2 separate regions of the Homo sapiens genome follow, and region 2 is linked to region 1. Evidence: read pairs that join two places in POLR2A ChIA-PET (ENCODE). Cell type or tissue: CD4-positive, alpha-beta T cell. All regions are shown on one strand. Each heading gives the region's core, and the rest is flanking DNA. Links, peaks and the distances in the headings are about the cores only.

Region 1 (2,924 bases), core at 209-2,708:
CTTTGTTTTGGAAGATTGGCGATATTTGAAGAGTTAAAAATAGTACAGAAATGTGAAGTTTGGTATCTCTAAATGTGTTGTACTTGACTTTCTTTTTTATTTTGTTTTTTTTTTTTTTTGACTACTTAGAATTTTCACAATTCTAATAAGATTGTTTCCAAGTCTCTCATGTGCAAGCTTTAAAGGATGCACTCTTGCCATTTTATGTACTGGAAGATCATTGGTCAGATGAATACTGTGTCTGACAAAAATGTAAACTGTATAAACTGAGGAACCTCAGCTAATCAGTATTACTTTGTAGATCACCATGCCCACCACATTTCAAACTCAAACTATCTGTAGATTTCAAAATCCATTGTGTTTGAGTTTGTTTGCAGTTCCCTCAGCTTGCTGGTAATTGTGGTGTTTTGTTTTTTGTTTTGTTTTCAATGCAAATGTGATGTAATATTCTTATTTTCTTTGGATCAAAGCTGGACTGGAAATTGTATCGTGTAATTATTTTTGTGTTCTTAATGTTATTTGGTACTCAAGTTGTAAATAACGTCTACTACTGTTTATTCCAGTTTCTACTACCTCAGGTGTCCTATAGATTTTTCTTCTACCAAAGTTCACTTTCACAATGAAATTATATTTGCTGTGTGACTATGATTCCTAAGATTTCCAGGGCTTAAGGGCTAACTTCTATTAGCACCTTACTGTGTAAGCAAATGTTACAAAAAAAAAAAAAAAAAATCTCTGGGTTAAGAAAATTTGGCTTAAATGTATCCTTTGTTATTTTAAATATATTGAGATATTTTAATTAAAATTTTTACCCCATTGAACCGATTTTATAGTATTTGTACCTATTTTGGTGTTTTTGTCTTTATAGTAAATAAAAGTTTTTGAACAAATGTTGTTACTTTTATTTATTTTGAAATAATTTCATACTTATATAAAAGTTGCAAGAATACCACAGAGAACTTCTGTATACCCTTCACCCAAAGACCCCAGTCAGGTTTCACCAGCTGCCCATTTATGTCCTTTATAGCAAGAGGATCCAAACCAGGATCACATGTTGCTCTCAGTTGTCATGTTTCTTCAGTCTCATTGAATCCAGGGCCATTCCTTAGTTCTTCCTTGACCTTAATGGCCTTAATTTTTTAAAGATTTCAGATTATTGTTTTATAGAAGCTCTTCAAATTGAGTTTGTCTGGTGCTGCTTCTTGATTAGATTCAGAGTATGCACTTTTGGCAGGAACATCACAGAGGTGATGCTGTGCTCCTCTCGGTGTGTCATGTCAGGAGGCATAGAGGTCGTTTGCCCCATCACTGGTGATAACTGATAGTAACACTGTATAGTTAGTCTTTCCTTTTATAATTAAAATCCACCTTTATAATTGGAAGTATTCTTTGGGGGTGATATTAGAGACTACATAAATATGATGTTTCTTGCCCAGTTTTAACTCTGCTCTTAGCTTTTTTGCCTGAATATATTACTCTGATGGTTGCCAAATGGTGATGTAGTTCCTTCACTTTTTCTTTGCAACATTTTGCTGCAAAGAAGAGCTTTCCCTTCTCCCATTTATTTATCATGTATCATCATATATTTGCTCAACTTGTTGCGGATTTGCCCAGTGGGAATGTCTGAGAGCTAGCTTCTCTATCCTTGGCAAGCCACCATTATTCTTTGAACACTTCCATACTTTCAGCCCCATCTTACGCAATGTCTCCTTTGGCCCTGGAATCAGCCATTTTCCCAAAGAGCCCTGATTCCTTTGATAGAGAATGGTATGTTTAAAACCAACATCTGGGTGCTAGATAGGCTCAATTCTACTGGATGTCACCACTCCTTGGCTGTCTTGGTAGAGCTAGAATGTATTTATGAATATGCACAGTTCGGTGCACACTTGCAAAGTACGCATACATATACCTACCTACATACATAAAAACCATGAGCTCACACCAACCTTCCAACTGCAATCCAACACCAACAGGGTTCATTCAAGCTTTCCCTTTTTCCAAATTTGTAACTTTCTTCTCAGGCAGTGAGAATCATGACTGATTATTCCCAACATATTGACTTACTTGCTTAATTCTTCCTCATGTCCCTCCCCCATGTAACCGATCTCCATGCAAAATGGTTAATGTTGCTGAGTTCAGAAGCCATTTTGTTTCTCTACATTGGTTTCAAGTTTCTGTATAATTTGATTTGTTGTTTTTTTTGTTTTTTTTTTTTTTTTTTTTTTTGAGACAGTCTCACTCTGTTGTCCACGTTGAAGTGCAGTGGCACAATCTCAGCTCACTAAAGGCTCTGCCTCCCAGGTTCAAAGGATGCTCCTGCCTCAGCCTCCCGAGTAGCTGGGATTACAGGTGGACACCACCATGCCTGTCTAATTCTTGTATTTTTAGTAGAGACAAGGTTTCACCATGTTGGCCAGGCTGGTCTCGAATTCCTGACCTCAGGTGAACCACCTGCCTCGGCCTCCCAAAGTATAATTTGATTTTAAATGTAAGTCTTTTAAATAGGTTTTGGGTATTTTTTGCAAAAGGGTACATTTCTGTCACTTAAAAATATTAAGTTGGAGAAAAGTTTTTTTTCCAGATGAAGTAATAGAACCAATTCTATTGCTCCTTAATTCTATTTAAATGATATTAATAATTTTATAAAATGGGTGACAGTCTTCATGTCAGAATCCAGAAAAATGTTGGGGTATTGTGCTCATAGAAATGCCAATGATTGCATTTATGAGCTGATGTAAGTCATTTGTTATAAAACAATGCATGAAATAACTACAGTGAGGGAAAACTGACTAATGGAAACTTATACAAATTGCTGTCTTTCTATGTCATGACGTGGTTTGGCCGTTTTAAATTATACTATAAGCATAAATGCCAGGTTGAGCTGTGATTAAAAAGGAAAGGACGGGCCTCTTAAAGTAGGTAAC
Region 2 (2,924 bases), core at 240-2,739, 320 kb after region 1:
TTATTTAAAAATATCTTTCTCATAAATACTAGTTAATTTCTTTTCACTTATGAAATTTTTTATAGTAATTTATACTTTTGGTTCAGGCAAGCTGTGTTCATTTTGATTTAAAGTAATTCCTATAGGTGTTTTGACTTTTCTAGACTATAAGACCTGTGTAAAAGAAAAAAAAACAAAAAAACCCCACTTTTTTTCCTCTCTACTCTCAACACAGAACACTTCTATAACCACATAATTTGGATTCTCCCCCTCAAAGCAGTTCTCCAGCAGACACTACCTGGGTATCCTATAATTCATTTCAGTTCTGACACTGTCTGCTTGGGATAGGGTCAGATCCCACAGGTTAAATGTTCAGTCCCACAAGACTGCTTTCACTTCAGATGCCAATAGCCAGTCCCAGTCACCAGTACTCCTCACTGGTTACAAACCAGGATTTCTGCAACCACCCCCATTGGGTCTGAACAATTTGTTGGGATGGCTCAAAGAATTCAGGGAAACACATTTGCTGATTTTATTATAAAGGATACAGGTGAATAGATTGATAATGGTGAGGTATTAGGTGAGGGGAGGTGGTGTGGTGTGTGGAGCTTCCATGCCCTGTCTGGGTGTACTACCCTCCCAGCACTTTCATGTGTTCAGCAATTGGTCTATGGGTGGTGGGGCTGAAAGTTCATACCCTCTAATCACTTGATTTTTCCTGTTACTGGCCCTGTGCTGAGACTGTTGGGGGCCCCAGTCTAAGTGACTATTAACATAAACTTGAGTTATCACAGGGACTTGATAACTTGATTTCACCTCAAGTGATCCGCCTGCCTCTACCTCCCAGTGTGCTGGGATAACAGGCGTGAGCCACCACGCTCGAGCCAGAATCAATTTTATAATTTGGCATTTTGTTCTCCCATAAGGACTTACCAGGTCCTAATAAATTTTGGCCATATGTGTTGAAAAAGATACACTTAAGTTATAAAATTCTCCTATAGAATATAATTTTAGGGTTTGAAGATGGATCTTAGTGATCATCTAAACCTTATACAGATTTTGGAAGGTTAACTGAATTGTTTTCACATAGCTGATTAGTGTGAGCCTAGATTAGAATCCAGGATGTATCTCCTATTCTGTGATCTTTCCATAGGACTCATTTTGGAATTCTGTAAAATGAGTAAAAATTCATAGACTGTAAAAAAGGGATTTGAGGCCGGGCGTGGTGACTCACGTCTGTAATCCCAGCACTTTAGGAGGCCAAGGCTGGTGGATCACCTGAGGTCAGGAGTTCAAGACCAGCCTGGCCAACATGGTGAAACCCCGTTTCTACTAAAAATACAAAAATTAGCCGGGTATGGTGGCACATGCCTGTGGTCCCAGCTACTCGGGAGGCTGAGGCAGGAGAATTGCTTGAACCCGGGAGGCAGAGGTTGCAGTGAGCCCAGATCCCGCCACTGAACTCCAGCCTGGGTGACAGAGCGAGACTCTGTCTCAAAAAAAAAAAAAAAAAAAAAAAAAAAACCAAAAACAAACAAACAAAAAAAAAAACAACAAAACCACACACACAAAAAACAAATAATTAAAATTTAAAAAAAAAGGTACTTGAAATTGTTGGGGAATGGAGACCTCTGTTGATTAAGCCACTGAAATCAATTCTTGTTATTGACTTTTGCCACCTTCTCATTCGTGTGTGGGTCCCTGGAATTCCCCTGTACCGAGCTGCTCTTGTTTGTCTTTTAAGTCAGCATTTTCCCCAGTCCTGCCTGGATGCATATGGGTTTCCTGCTTTCCTCTTTTGTCATTTTCTCTGAAATAAATGTAAGACTTCTTGTAATTTTTAAGTGATTTCATAGCTAACATAAAGCACAGTAATAAAAATTAGCATCTGGGCCGGGTGCGGTGGCTCATGCCTGTAATCCCAGCACTTTGGGAGGCCGAAGCAGGGGGATCACCTGAGGTTGGGAGTTCGAGACCAGCTGGACCAACGTGGAAAAACCCTGTCTCTACTAAAAGTACAAAACTAGCTGGGCTTGGTGGCGCGTGCCTGTAATCCTAGCTACTCGGGAGGCTGAGCAGGAGAATCGCTTGAACCTGGGAGGCAGAGGTTGTAGTGAGCTGAGATCGTGTCATTGCACTTCAGCCTGGGCAACAAGAGTGAGACCCTGTCTCAAAAAAAAAAAAAAAATCTGGAAAGATACACAAAACATTAAAAAAAGCTTGTAAATACTTGTCTTCATTTAAATGTTAACTTGAAGTTAAGATTGGTAATTTAAAAAATTAAAAAAAAAATAGAGACAGGGTCTCACTATCTTGCCCAGGCTGGTCTTGAACTACTGAGCTCAGGAGATGCTTCTGCCTTGGCCTCCCAAAGTGTGATTACAGATGTGAGCCATTGAGCCTGGCTGATAATTGTTAACGTGCGTTGAAATTCTCAATGCTTTTTGGACCTGACTCTTGATTAATTTATATAGGCCCTCATAATGATGATGATTTTACTCTTAGAATTTGGAACACCAGTTCTAAATTCTGAATTCTTCTAATTAAAAATTAGCTTTAGAAAATAGTTGACAATTTAAACTTTTTTTTTTTTTTTTTGAGATGGAGTCTCGCTCTGTCGCCCAAGCTGGAATGCAGTGGTGTGATCTCTGCTCACTGTAACCTCTGCCCCCCAGGTTCAAACGATTCTCCTGCCTCAGCCTCCTGAGTAGTTGGGATTACAGGTTCCTGCTATCACACCCAGCTGATTTTTGTATTTTTAGTAGAGATGGGGTTTCATCATATTGTCCAGGCTGGTCTTGAACTCCTGACCTCAGGTGATCAACCTGACTCGGCCTCTCATAGTGCTAGGATTACAGGCACGAGCCACTGCACCCCGCCCAATTTGAACTCTTAACTAGCAGTATTTGAGATTTGTTTCTTTGCCCAAAGTGGTTTTGACAAAC

What was found. ChIA-PET counts read pairs that join two places held together with the same protein. Peaks named below come from ENCODE experiments on the same cell type or tissue, not always from the same donor. Only the 100,000 strongest peaks of a DNase experiment are listed, where the experiment ranks them.
Region 2: POLR2A ChIA-PET joins it to region 1 with 5 read pairs; 7 of 35 experiments call an interaction of 5 or more read pairs at or near these places.

What each region holds. Positions count from the first base shown.
Region 1 is chr5:56,895,263-56,898,186 of GRCh38, forward strand. It overlaps MAP3K1 (mitogen-activated protein kinase kinase kinase 1), which reads left to right. Exons shown (of 20, transcript NM_005921.2): 20 at 1-890. LOC105378980 (a long non-coding RNA gene) reads right to left here. Exons shown (of 3, transcript XR_948347.4): 3 at 1,175-1,318. Among named protein-coding and RNA genes, the nearest start is that of SETD9, 13 kb to the right of the region's middle. In CD4-positive, alpha-beta T cell, for the core only: no CTCF peak of the experiment used is centred there; no DNase peak of the experiment used is centred there.
Region 2 is chr5:57,217,901-57,220,824 of GRCh38, forward strand. All of the region lies in intron 3 of GPBP1 (GC-rich promoter binding protein 1), which reads left to right. Among named protein-coding and RNA genes, the nearest start is that of GPBP1, 45 kb to the left of the region's middle. In CD4-positive, alpha-beta T cell, for the core only: no CTCF peak of the experiment used is centred there; a DNase peak (open chromatin) is centred at 1,711; H3K27ac peaks cover 359 bases.